Linked DNA regions of Mus musculus: region 1 is linked to region 2. The links are chromatin contacts, found by Hi-C or POLR2A ChIA-PET in ENCODE. All regions are on one chromosome and are shown on one strand. Each heading gives the region's core, a stretch centred on a gene start or an enhancer-like site at or near the end of the contact. The rest is flanking DNA. Distances are from core to core; before and after follow the strand shown. Region 1 overlaps Rnf216 (ring finger protein 216). Region 2 holds the start of Fscn1 (fascin actin-bundling protein 1).

What was found. A loop is a pair of places that touch in the nucleus more often than their neighbours do. ChIA-PET counts read pairs that join two places held with the same protein, here RNA polymerase II (POLR2A).
Region 1: a map of heart shows a loop between it and region 2 (5-fold over the local background). The contact joins the enhancer-like site here to the promoter of Fscn1 in region 2. A Hi-C loop is called at or near these places in 5 of 37 maps with a recorded cell type or tissue (heart and mouse trophoblast stem cell). POLR2A ChIA-PET finds 5 or more read pairs at or near these places in 4 of 5 experiments (Patski and embryonic stem cell).

Annotation. Positions count from the first base shown.
Region 1 is chr5:142,996,434-143,002,814 of GRCm38, forward strand. The region is part of intron 15 of Rnf216 (ring finger protein 216); the gene reads right to left. Among named protein-coding and RNA genes, the nearest start is that of Fscn1, 39 kb to the left of the region's middle. RefSeq lists an enhancer at 3,399-5,689. Within about 2 kb of position 1,903, at least 1 of the 3 ENCODE cell types and tissues checked has a DNase peak (open chromatin) inside an H3K27ac peak, as active enhancers do; it is heart, where a contact is called at or near this core.
Region 2 is chr5:142,957,242-142,963,811 of GRCm38, forward strand. It overlaps Fscn1 (fascin actin-bundling protein 1), which reads left to right and starts at 3,114. Exons shown (of 5, transcript NM_007984.2): 1 at 3,114-4,039. The coding sequence starts at 3,208.

The sequences.
Region 1 (6,381 bases), core at 653-3,152, 38 kb after region 2:
CAGGTCCTCTGGAAGAGCAGCCAGTGCTCTTAATGTTAATGAACACTGAGTTATCTCTCTAGCTCTCAGTGGCTTTTTTTTCCTTGAGACAAGTTGTAGCCCAGGCTGGCCTTACCCTCATCTCAACCTCCTGAGTGTTGGGATTATAACTGAGCTACCATTCAAGCCTCTGTGTGGCTTCTTCAGTTTAAGCAAGAGGTTTCCCCACTGACCATTTAGTAATGTGAATGGTAGTACTGAATCACCATCCTTCATCCCTGTACGCCTAAGTGTGGTGCCGCCTGTACTTCCTAGGGCGACAGCTAAGGCCTCTAATGGTACATACAGTACTTAGAAATCACACACTCCAGGTCTGGGTGTGATCTAGTATAGCGATAAGCCCAGCACTTTGGACGTGGAGGTAGGATAATCAGAGTTCAGAGTCATCTTCAGCTACACAGTAAATCCAAGACTAACCTTGGTTATACAACACCCTAGCTTTAAACAATCCCCTGCCTCCCCATTCATTCTCATTTCTTTAGAGCGGAGACTGAGGTCCCAGAGTGAGTGAGCTGCTCATGCCTGGTTGGGTAAGGTGGACTAGGAAGAACATCAAGTTAAGGAATGCCGAATGTCCCAGTGTCCTCCAGGTCTACAATGCTTAAGGGCAGGGTTACTTGCCTTCTCCCCTTAGCCTGTGAACCAGTTCGTGTACACCGTGCATTGTCCTGAAAGGTATAGGAAAGGTGAGGACAGAAGCAGTCTGGTCCCTTACAGGACCAACACATCTCAATCCTGAGCACAGGTTATAGCTGGCTTTTCACCCTGGACTTCTGCTATGGAATTTCAGAGCAGGGAAGACTGGTTGCCCACCTTGGCTCCCCAGAGTCCTATTTTAATTAGGAAGAGTAATATAGCTGGCCTTCCAGATCCATGAATTTAAAGCATTTGGGAGAGAACCCAGCATCTGTTCAGAACAAGGCAGAGCCTGAACACAGCACCTCTGACTTTGTCTAGACAGAACCTTGTGTCTATGGAGGATGGCTGGAACAGATACAAGGTCTAGGCTGCTTATGAAGACACCTGCATGCTGCTGTCTGCCTCAGGTCCACCTCAGGCTTCCTGTGGCCAGGCCACAGTAATGGACTAATACTGTGGGGTGCCTTTCTTCCTCTTCCTTCTGCATAGCCCTAGCCAGGGAGCGAGCCGTTCTCGACCCAAGCCCAGCTTGCTGATCACGAGTCCTTCCCGAGCACGGGAAGCAGTCACCCAGCCTTTCCTCTCACTCCTTCTTTTGCTTTGATCACTCCCTGAGGGGCCAAGGTCCTTAAGGCCACTCGCCCTCAATCAGTCTGGGAGTCTGCAGATGACCTTGGCGTCTATGCCAGTCCCTGCTACCAAAATGATGGGGCTCATGTATGATTTATGAGGAATCATGAGTAAATTGCTGGTCAGGCAGCTGAGATCTCAGCTATGAGCAAGGCATGGGGCACAGACCTGCGATCCCCACCCAGATGGGGAAAGTCTGTGAGTTCCAGGGGCAAAAACAAACAAACAAACAACTCCGAGCAAAGGGCTGCATCAGATGGCTTTTGCTGTGTTAACAACTTTAAAAGGATTTCTTTTTAAACAGAAAAAGCCTCCGTTCAGCCAGTCTGTGTATTCTGGTCACTTCCCACTTCTCTGGGTGGAGGGTCCCTACCCAGCAATCTCCCTTCAGCTTAAGTTCCTCAGGCTAAGGCAGGCTGGGCAGACAGACAATTTTACCTAATATCCACTTTATCACAACTGAAGAAAAATCTGTACTGTTCAAAAGGAGGGAGGGCTGGGGTTTAGGGTTTATTTGTGCCCTTTGATCTGTAAACAGAAGGATCTCTGGAGGCCCTAGGGGACAGTCTAGGCCACCTGAGTGAGGGACGATGGAAAAGGGCTTGCTATGGCACTGCTGGAAATAGGAACAATAGGCGGAAAGAGGATGACAGGCTGGGAATGAGCAGGATCACAGGTCAGTCCTCAAGTTCTTTAGGCTGAGTCACTTACAGGAAGCTGGAGTCTGGCCATAGCCACAGGGTTCAGTAGTGGATATGGCTACAAGAGCTACAATTTTGGGGCTCCAGCTCCAGGTTGGGGTCTAGCCCTAATCCCATGCCAAGCCTGTTTTTTCAGAAAATTGTTGTGCCAAAGAAGTGAAGGGCTCTGTGATGGCTAATTCTGGTTGTCAACTTGCTTCACCTGGGAAGAGGGACTTTCACTTGAAGAATCACCTCCATCAGCCCTGTCACAGGCAAATACGCTTTACAAGTGAGGGGTCTACTTCATTCAGACTCCGCCTTGCTCTGAAAAGATGCTGTTTTTCCTGCTCACAAATTTCCTTCCTCTTGGTTGGCTGAGTTACCGGACACAGTATACACTGGGGCACAAGCTTCTCTTACTCAGTTTGGCTCACAGCACCCATGGTGGGAGGAGAGAGAGGCTCATAAGCACCTGTAACCCAGACTCACAGACTCTTGATGCCTGCGGCCCTGAACACATGAGTGTACACACACACACACACACACACACACAGAAAAATAAAAGGGATGGCTCAGTGGTTTGAAAGCACTAGCTGCCCTTACAGATGCTGTTCTCAGCATCCACATGGCAGCTCACAACCATCTGTAACTCTGGTTCCAGGAGATTCACTGAGTGTAGTGGACAGCAAGCACATGTGTACCCACCCAGTCAAACACACAAAATAAAGATAAATTAACAAAACAAAACAAAACAAAAAGGCCAGGCAATGGCAGTACACACCTTTAATCTTAGCACTCTGGAGGCAGAGGCAAGGAGGATCTCTGAGCTTGAGGCCAGCCTGCTCTACATAGCTGGTTTCAGGTTCTATAGTGAGATCCTATCTCAAGTAACCTTTAAAATAGTATCACATATAAAGCCGGGTATATGCCTTTAATCCTAGCACTTGGGAGGCGATGGATTTCCAAGTTCAAGGCCAGCCTGGTCTACAGAGTGAGTTCCAGGACAGCCAGGGCTACACAGAGAAACCCTGTCTCGAAAAACCAAAAAAAAAAAAAAAAAAGCATATTCTATATATTTGTTGAGTGCAGTAGTACATGGTTTAACCCTACACTGGGAGGCAGAGGCAGGTGAATCTCTAAGATTTTGAGGTCAGCATGATATACATAGTGAGTTCAAGGCCAGTTCAAAGTCACACAGTGAGTCCTTGTATTAAAATAAATTAAGTAAATAAATAAATAATCAAAGGAAAAAAAAAAAAGAAAGCATTAAAGCATATATGCCCACAGGTTAACCTGATGGAGGCAGTTCCATAGTTGCGGGTCCCTCCCTCTCCCCAGGTGTGCTAAATTGACAATCACCATCAGTCATCAGAGTCCCTTCAAAAGAACAGGCTGGGGAGTGAGTGAGAACTAGATCCACGCCTGGGTCTGTAGCCCCAAGCGAAAGGTCCCCTAGTCTAGGTCTGGTTTATAGTAACAAACACAACTGCTGAGGTGGAGAGTCTAGCTCAATGGCAGAATGTTGTACGGAATGATCAAGGTCCTGGGTGTAATCTCCAGCACAGAAAATACAAATAAAACCCAACAAACCAGCAAACAAAGAAACAAAAACACTTACCAGACATAATTAACTCCTAAGAACATTCTGGTATATTTCTAATGTTTCCCCCCTCTTTTTCTGGCTTGACTTTGAAAATTCTAGACTTCACACTGGAAGGCCACTTTCCGCCATGGCTTCTATTCTCACACAGGGACTAGCAGGGTCAGTCAGAGGGCACTCAGACTTACAGACCCCAGTGCTCCACCGGTCCTCAGGCTATCTTGAAACCCACCCCCAACCTGTCTGCCGTGGTCACAGGCCACAGTGGGGAGGAGTCTGGCAATGCTCTCTCTGGCTCCTGGGCTATAGAAGCATGCTATAGGCCTGAAGAAGTTTGTCTGTGTTCTTTTCTGAAGAGAAAAGATAGGGAGGTCGGGGGAGACTGGCCAGTGTTAAGGAGAGGGTGAGGACATACCAGGCTGTCATGGAAGTGAATTATGAAGTGCCTCTTTGACACCTACAGCTATCTTAAGAAACAAGCCTTCAGCTCACCTGAATTCGATGACAATGGGGAAGGAAGTGCGGGAAGCACCCCAGGGTTGGCAGGGCAAAGGTGAAAGTGAAATGTGGCCCCTCACATCCAGCAGGCCCCGTACTTGCAGTAGAGAGAAGCAGGGCGGGGAGGTTTTAGTTCCCATCCTTGAGGTCTCTGAGCTCAGCAGGACACAGAAGGCACCAGGAGAGGCTACAGGGCTGGCCGGTGGTGGGTGGGGAGTTGCGGCCAGAGTTTGAGGGAGAAAGCAGGGCCTAGCAGTTCTAGAATTTCACAGGAAGTGAGGAAGAAGTCACCAGAGTAGTTTTCATTAAGAGCGGAAATGCAGAGACATCTGCTTGTCCCTGAACCACAAGCACCACAGCTGTCCATGCAGCGGGGTCTGCACAAAGAAACTGCAGGTAGTGGAGCGGAGGCAGAGGCTGTGCCTGCAGGTCAGACACAGCTTGTGGGTTAAAATACATGCCTGAGTACCTGGCACAAGACCTTCCCTCCCAAGACCCTATGAGCCCAAACCCCAGTCTGATTTCTCATTACCTGCTTGCCTGCTGGCCAGGCTCCTGTGACTTGGCTTGACTTTCCTTCCCCCTAGAAAGATGACAGGCAAGCAAGCCTGCTGCTGCCCGACCCAGCCCCTTCCCCCATGATTCTGCTCTTGTGTGGCCACAGCTGTTGTTAATAAACTTGCAAGGATTTCGTGAAAGCTTCCAAAGAGCTAGAGATTTAGTTTCAAATTATTCCCAGCTCAGTTGCGGGACTGCATGAGAACAGCAGCCCCTAACCCCCACCCCAGCTGTCTCCCGACAACAGGAAATTGGGATGTGTGGGGGGAGCAGCATGGAGGGGAAAACCCAGCTAGGGAGGCACATGCTGTGCAGAGGGAAACAGAAATGTTCTGGGAGGAGCAAAGATTACACAGGCTCCAGACCAGCCTCTAGTTTCAGCAGCCATCTTCTTAAGTCAGGAAGCCAAGCATCCCAATGCCTCTGACCAGGGCACCTCCTCCACAAGGACCTCTAGTGTCCAGCGGTCCATCAAGGAGGCAGAGCTGCAGGCCTCTCCTGCCGTCAGCAGTCTGCTCAGCTGAGAAGGTGTTCAGTGAGCCCCCCACCCCACGGGAAGGTCTACTTGGCTCACAGGACTGAGACCCATGGGCACATCTTGGCCATCTAGTTGTGGAAAGCCTTATGAACAGAAGAGCTGGGCGTTACCAAGTCCAGGATCCTGGACAGTTTTCCTAATTTCCTAATCTGCAAAAATGTGTCCCCCCCCCCCCCCCCCCCGTCATGTCCTCAGCCGAAGTCCCATTTAACATTCCAAAAGCACTGTACTGTGAGGGAAGTTTCATCAGTGTACCCATTCTACCCATGCTCCTCTTTGTATTGTTCTACAGAAACAATGGGGCTGAAGATAGTGAGCAGAAATAAAAGTCAGAGCTGATGACTACAAGTTCTTGTTGTTGTCTTTTTTTTTTTTTTTTTTTTGAGACAGGGTCTTCTAGAACTTGCTATATAGACTAGGCTGGCCCAGAACTCAGGAAAAAAAAAATCACCTGCCTCTGCATTCCCAGTGCCACAATACACAGCCCGAAGGTTTTGAGACGGACATGAAGGCTGACTGCTATTTCAGTAAGCGGTTTCAATACTGCAGAGGACACACAACAGCAGGGTGAGGCCCTGAGGAGAGAGGAAAATCTCTTCTCTGACATTTTACAGGAAGGGGGAACTCTGCTGTTTTGTTTTGTTTTGTTTTTTTTCCAGACAGTCTCTCTGTGTAGCCTTGGCTGTCCTGGAATTTGTCTTTGGACTAGGGAGGCAGCAACAGGTGAATTTCTGTGAGTTTGAGGTAGACCTGGTCTACACAGCAAGTTCCACGATGACTCTGTCTCAAAACAAAACTAAAACAAACAGGCATGGCCCTGGTTAACCGTGACTACTGTTCTAAGGGGGTGCAAGGGAATGTCACTTTTCTTTTTTCTGAGGCAAGGACTTTATATAGCCCAGGCTGCCCTTGAGCTCACTACGGAGCCAACGATGACCCTGATCATCTCATCTTTTAGTCTCCATTTGAATCCTGCAGCTGATGGTAGATGCATGTACCACCACGCTCGCTCAGTTCTGAAGAGAACAGCGAGGGTTTCACATCTGCTAGGTAAGTTCTCTACCAATTACCATTCTAAGCCTTTTTATTTTTGTAGAAAATAAAATTTAAAAGTTAGGGGAAAATGATGAGGCGCTAGAGATGGCCTTGAGGTTTAGAGTGCTTAGTTTCTGTAGAAGACTGAGGTTCAGTTCCTA
Region 2 (6,570 bases), core at 1,864-4,363:
TTAAAGAACACCTGGAAGATCTCTAGCTGCTGGTGGAGGCGGGAGGGTGAAGGCTGCTTCATCCTTTGTATTTGAACTGTGTGGCTGTGGGTGTATTATCTGTTCCCAAGGACTGCACATGAAATGAGAACAATGAAGGCTTCGGTTCTGCTGAGATGAACCTCAATTCTCCACAGATGATCTCACCCAGAGCCAGATGGAAGTCCCCCAACATTTAAGCCTCTGTTCTGAGTGCTGGACCCAAACTCATCTTAAGGGAAAACCCAAAGAGCCTTTCTGTGGTTTCCTTCCACAACTGTCTTTCAATGTGTGTATGTGTGCACGTGTGTTTGCTTGTGTGTGTGTGTGTGTACTATGTGCATGTGTGTGAGCATGTGTGTATATGTATGTGCATGAGTGTGTGTGTGTGTGTGTATACATGTGAGCATGTATGTATAGGCCAGAGGTTAGTGATGGGTAACTTTCTCCAGAGCTCTCCACCTTAGTTTTATTGTCTGTGTGTGAGCGGCTGTGGGCACTGTACACCACAGCACATGTGTGGAGGTCAGAGAACAACTTGTGGCTGTCACTTCTCTCCCTCTGTGTGGGTCTAAGACCTGGATCCAGCGCTTTCGCTTGCTTGAGACATCTCGTTGACTAGCTCCTCCGTTGTTAACACAGGGTCTCACTATGTAGGTCCAGTTATCTTGGAATTTGCTCTGTAGACCAGGCCGGCATCAAACTCAGAGATAGACCTGCCTTTGCCTTCAGAGTACTGGGATTAAAGGTGTGCACCACTACCACCCAGTTTAAAATTCTAAAAAGATTTGTGGGTGCAGGGATTTGAGGAGGCCAGGAGAGACTGTTGGATCTCTGGGAACTGGAGTTAGAGGTGGTTGTGAGCCCCCACGGGTGCTGAGAACTGAACTAGGGTGCTTGAGAGGAGCTCGCTCACTGCTGAGCCCCACCTTAGATTTGAGTCCCTCGTACTGAAGCTGAGTTCAGTGATTTGACTGAGCCGACCGCTCAGGGTGGGCTTTTCGATGTGCACCACAGGCCTGGCTTTATAGGTGAGGTCATGCTTGCACAACTGGCCTTTCTTTTGCATTTACGTGTGTGTGTGTGTGTGTGTGTACATGAAGTGAGAGGGGGCAGTATGGGAAGGGTCAGTGGACAACTTAAGGGAGTTGGTTTTGCCTTCCATCATGATGGTCTAGAGACTAAATTCAGCCCCTCAGCCCGGGAGCGTGCCTTTACCCTCCGAGCTCCCAGCTTTGGGTTTTTGAGGCAAGGTTTCATATAGCTTAGGCTGGCCTGGCATTCAAGGTCATCTCAGAGGCCTAGGATGACCTTGTGTTGTCGGTTCTCCGGCCTTTACCTCTGGTGTGCTGGCGTTTGCCTTACCACACCCAGGCATCCCCCATAGCTTAAGCCTAAAGCTCTCGGATGGCCAGCACGCCCATGCCCTGACGTGAAGTTCAGTGACTAATCAATACAGAGCGTTCACGGAGCCCTGACACATAGCAGCATTGACTTAACCTTAACAGCCTGGTGTGTAATGAGGCCAACTTGTCCGATTCTGCCCACGATGCGATGCTCTGGGTTAAACAGGTTTGAACAGAGTACCGGATGGCAGAGAGGGCACCCTCAGTATCGGGTTTTGGCTGTTACTGCTTCCAGTCTTCTGACCTGCTCCCTCAAGGCTGGTCTTAAACTCAAAGCAATCCTCCTGTCCCTGCTTCTCAAGTTCTGGAATTACAAGTGTGACTCACTGTACCCAGGAATATGTGTCTTTATTACAGAGGAAGGAGAGCTCAGAGAGTGAGAGTAACCTGTGCAAAGTCCCACAGCAGGAGAGGATGGCTGGCTATCGGCCGCGAACTTGGTGACCTTTCCTGTGACCTCTAAGGGAGGAACTAGATGTCCCAGCAAGGATTCTAGGGACTTGTCAGGACTGACCTTTGATGATGGGAAAGCCATGCCATCTCCCCTTCCCCTTTGATGGTCGCTGGAGGGGTTTGCCTGGGACAGAGATGCGTTTGGACACAGATCACCGTGAAGACTGGTCAGTTTCAGTACCCTGCCCAGCCTGTGGCTGGGAAGGGCCAGGGGCCCAGATCTTGTGGGCAGCCTGGGGTAGGGCCAGCATTCCAGGGGCCTGCCTGGCATGTGGGGAATGTCCCAGGAGAAGTCTCAGTCCTCCAGAAACTCAAAGGGAAGTGTTCTTACGTGGGGTGGTGTGTGGTGGGAGGTGGGAGGTGGTGTTTGTGGGAATGTCCCTCTGGTCTGGAACCCTGAGGGGCTGCAGTTAGGAGGTACATTGGGGCTGTGCCATTCTAGGGAGCTGACCTGCTTTTCTGATGTCTTCATAAACAGAGACCACTATTCCTGCCTTACCTACCCTGCTTCCTGGTAGACCAGCACCCCGGGGCTTGAGCATCACCACAGTAGGGACTTTTGTGGGCCACTGACTTGGGCCACAGTTACCACAATTTATTTAGAGTCAGCAAGGTGGCTGTACTCTATGCTGACCCGGGAATAGAAATCTCGGTTTCTGCTCAGGAGGCCCAGGCTACAAGGCCTTGAAAAACCCTGAGGCGGGCGGGGCAGGTAGGGCTCTGCATGCGCCTCTCTAGAAATTAACCTCCTTTCTACCCCAGACCCTTCTGGCGTCTCTGGCTTCTTCAAGGACCGGCTCTAAGGCTACTTCCTGGTACACCCTGGACCCTCCCTCCATCCTGAAGGGATCATTATCTTAAACCTGGTCCTTCCCATCGACTGGGTTTGGGGGTAGGGGTGTTTCAGGATGGCCTCAGAGAGCAGGAGAAAGTTGGAGATCAGCCAACTACTGCAGAGCACGACTGTGGAGGAACAGTTAAATGGACTAGCAAACACGAACGGGCCAGAGGCAGAAGGACTGCTATGAGTTCGAGTCCAGCCTGAGCCACACAGATACTTCAAGCCTAGTCTGAGTTACAGAGTGAAACCCGGTCTTAAACCCCAGAAAAACACTCCGGGGAAGCGCAGGGGACCGGGCGCGCGCTGCAGAGCCCCCTCCCCGGCAGGCCCGGGTAGGGGCGTGGCCACGGTGACGTCATCCTCCTATAAAACCCTGGGCGCCGCCGGGCTGGCTTTGTGGAGAACTGCAGCGGGCTAAGCCGTGTTGAACAAAGGAGGTCGGGCACAGCTATCCAAGCTCCCGGGGCCACCGGGCCGCCCTCCGCCACCATGACCGCCAACGGCACGGCAGAGGCTGTGCAGATTCAGTTCGGGCTCATCAGCTGCGGCAACAAGTACCTGACAGCCGAGGCGTTCGGGTTCAAGGTGAACGCATCCGCTAGTAGCTTGAAAAAGAAGCAGATCTGGACGCTGGAGCAACCTCCCGATGAGGCGGGCAGCGCGGCCGTGTGTCTGCGCAGCCACCTGGGTCGCTACCTGGCCGCCGACAAGGACGGCAACGTGACCTGCGAGCGCGAGGTGCCCGACGGCGACTGCCGCTTTCTCGTCGTGGCGCACGACGACGGCCGCTGGTCGCTGCAGTCCGAGGCTCACCGGCGCTACTTTGGCGGCACCGAGGACCGCCTGTCCTGCTTCGCGCAGAGCGTGTCGCCGGCCGAGAAGTGGAGCGTGCACATCGCCATGCACCCGCAGGTTAACATCTACAGCGTTACCCGCAAGCGCTACGCGCATCTGAGCGCGCGGCCGGCCGACGAGATCGCGGTAGACCGCGACGTGCCTTGGGGCGTCGACTCGCTCATCACCTTGGCCTTCCAGGACCAACGCTACAGTGTGCAGACGTCCGACCACCGCTTCCTGCGCCACGACGGGCGCCTTGTGGCACGGCCGGAGCCCGCCACGGGCTTCACGCTGGAGTTCCGCTCCGGCAAGGTGGCCTTTCGCGACTGCGAAGGTCGCTACCTGGCTCCGTCCGGGCCCAGCGGCACCCTCAAGGCTGGCAAGGCCACCAAGGTGGGCAAAGATGAGCTCTTCGCCCTGGAACAGAGCTGCGCTCAGGTGGTGCTGCAGGCGGCCAACGAGAGGAACGTGTCCACGCGCCAGGGTGAGTTGGGGACATGTCCCCTCCCTTGGGTCCTGACCCAGTGCACAAAAGCATCTCTGCACTCCTTCTATTTCCCTATTTCCTCCTGGGCTCCCTTTAGGCTCACAGGCCTCTGGGCTCCGCCATGAGGAGGTGGGCTTCTATTTTGAAAGATCTGATCTCACCAGATAGCCTTGGCTATCCTGGAACTCGCTATGTAGACTGGGCTGGCCCCGAACTCGCAGAAATCTTCCTTCCTGTCTCTTGTGCTGGGAATAAAGGCATGTACCACCCCTCTGTTCAGGACGTAGGCTTCTTCTGCTGGGAGAAGGTGACGTGGGGAAGTGGGTAAGGCCTAACACATTCTAAAGCAATACTGTCCACCACCACCCCCCCCCCCCCCGGCTGGGGGCGTGGGACTCCATAGACCTAGCTTAGATCTTCTCCGTTTCCTCTTCCTTCCCAGTCTGAGCCATCCCCATTCATGAGCCGATTCTTTAGGATAGGCTGTCCCAGGTCTTGGAGAGGAAGGGTTCCCCCTACACCCCCCCTTGTTCATTTCCTCGTGCGTCCTCTCCCGTTTCGCGGGCCTTTGGCTGGAGGGCCAGGGGACAGTCACCCCTGCCCTCCCCGCCTTAAATGGCGAGATAGAGGAGGTTGGAGGGGCTTTTGATCCCGGCGGGGTGTGCTGGGCGGGGTCGGCCCTGCGACTCTTGGTGGTGGTGGGGTTGTCCGTAGGGGCTTCCCCTCCCCCACTCCATCTCCCCTCGCTAAGGCCTGGCGCTCCGGGCCGCGGCCTTTGTGAGCAGGGGGGCGGGTCGCCACGGCTGGGCCCTCCCTCGTCCCCTTTGTCCTGCTAAGGCTCTGCAGATGGGAAAACCAGATGCGGCGGAGCTGGGGGAGGGGATCGGCTTAGGCGGGTCCCTCTGCGGAAGAGCCACCCCCAACCCTCCAGGCGTTGTCCCTGGTCCAGGGTTCATTGAGAAGGCGCGGAGTGAAGCCGCCTGGCTCTTCCTTCGCACCCCGGCTGGCAGGCGGCGTGGCGCGGGTGGCTGCGCGCCAGGCGCCCTCCCTGCCCTCCTATGCACGCCTTGCGGTCCGGCACTCGGCGGAGTGTCCCTCCAAAAGCCTCTACTCTCGAGTGAACCGGTCCCCAAGGCCTCTCTGGCTGGGAACAACCGTTTGCAGCTCTATTTGTCCCCATCCAGGGCCTCCAGCAGGCTGGCAGGCCATTTCCGACCGGCATGGGCATGGTACAAGTAGGCGCCTCCTTTCTGGCGTACCCCCGACTCTTCAAAGGGTCTTTGCTGCCTGCTGGTAGGGGCTTGTGAGATCTCGCTTCCTTGGTTGGGAAACTGAACCCCAGGCTTTGGAGATAGCTGGATGGGAGCCAGTCTGTGGGGAGGAAGACCCCCCTCCCCCAATGCAGAGGGCAAAGCCTTGGGTGGGGCCTGCTTGAGTTTGGCTGAATAACGCTCAGAAAAGTGCGACCATTTGCTTACTGTTACACAGTAAGTCAGCACCATGCTGAACTGGGTGTACTTGATGCCAGAATGTTCTCTCATTATACACACACACACACACACACACACACACACACACACACACCAATGAACCATGGCCTCTCTTGTTTCACAGTGCTGGGCGAGGGGGTCAGAGTTCCCACCTGTTTAGCAAACATTGAGATACGAGCTGCGGTAAACGTCTCTTGGGAATGTGACTGGTATGTAAAGCAGAAGATTGGGGGTACAGGATCGGGGTAGTAGATTATAAAGATCTGGGGTCCCTTCTGAGGACCCAGGAGCTGCCCCAGGAGAGTGAATAGAAATGAGCATGCACCAAGTTTATGGACTGGTTTTGCAGGCAGGGGCCTCAGCAAAGGCCCGGAGGCAGGGAGTTGCAAATAGAGAAGCCCTGCATAGCTAGGAGGAAGGCTGGGATTGGAGGGAATCCTGCAGATGACGAGTACTCCAGAGCCTAGAGAGACCAGCTCTCTGCTTACAGAGCTGTGGCCGAGGCTTGTGCCCTGGGGAAGGTTAGGCAAGGCACAGGTGACTTGGGCCCTTGGGGCCTGAAAGGAGCTAGAGGGTGTGTTTTGCGAGCCTGGACAGGTACCCTTTTCTGAGGGTGCCATGATTGTGCATGATTCACACTGATGCGGCAGGAGGGGGCGGGAATTGAAGGGGTGAGAATCTGATGGGAACTTGGGGTCACACACAGTCAGACCTCTTCTGCCCTCCTATGTCTGGGTCCAAGTCTCATTCCCAAGTCAGCCAACTCCTCCCCCGGCTTTTTGAGGGTGAGCTGTTGGGTGGGTGTGCCGGGGAGGCCATTTTGGGCAGGCTTGCGTGGCAGGGAGGCGGGGCTGGGCTTCGGGGAAACACGTGTTGAACTGCTAGCCAGGAGTAGGGAGAGGGAAGGCTCAATCTGGTCTGGGGTTGTGAATCTTCCATGCAGATTTGCTGCTTCCGGCTTCCTGGCCTCAGTTTCCCCATCTGAAAGCACAGAGGTACATTGAGCCAGGATCTTCCTGGGAGGTGGAGATCCTATGA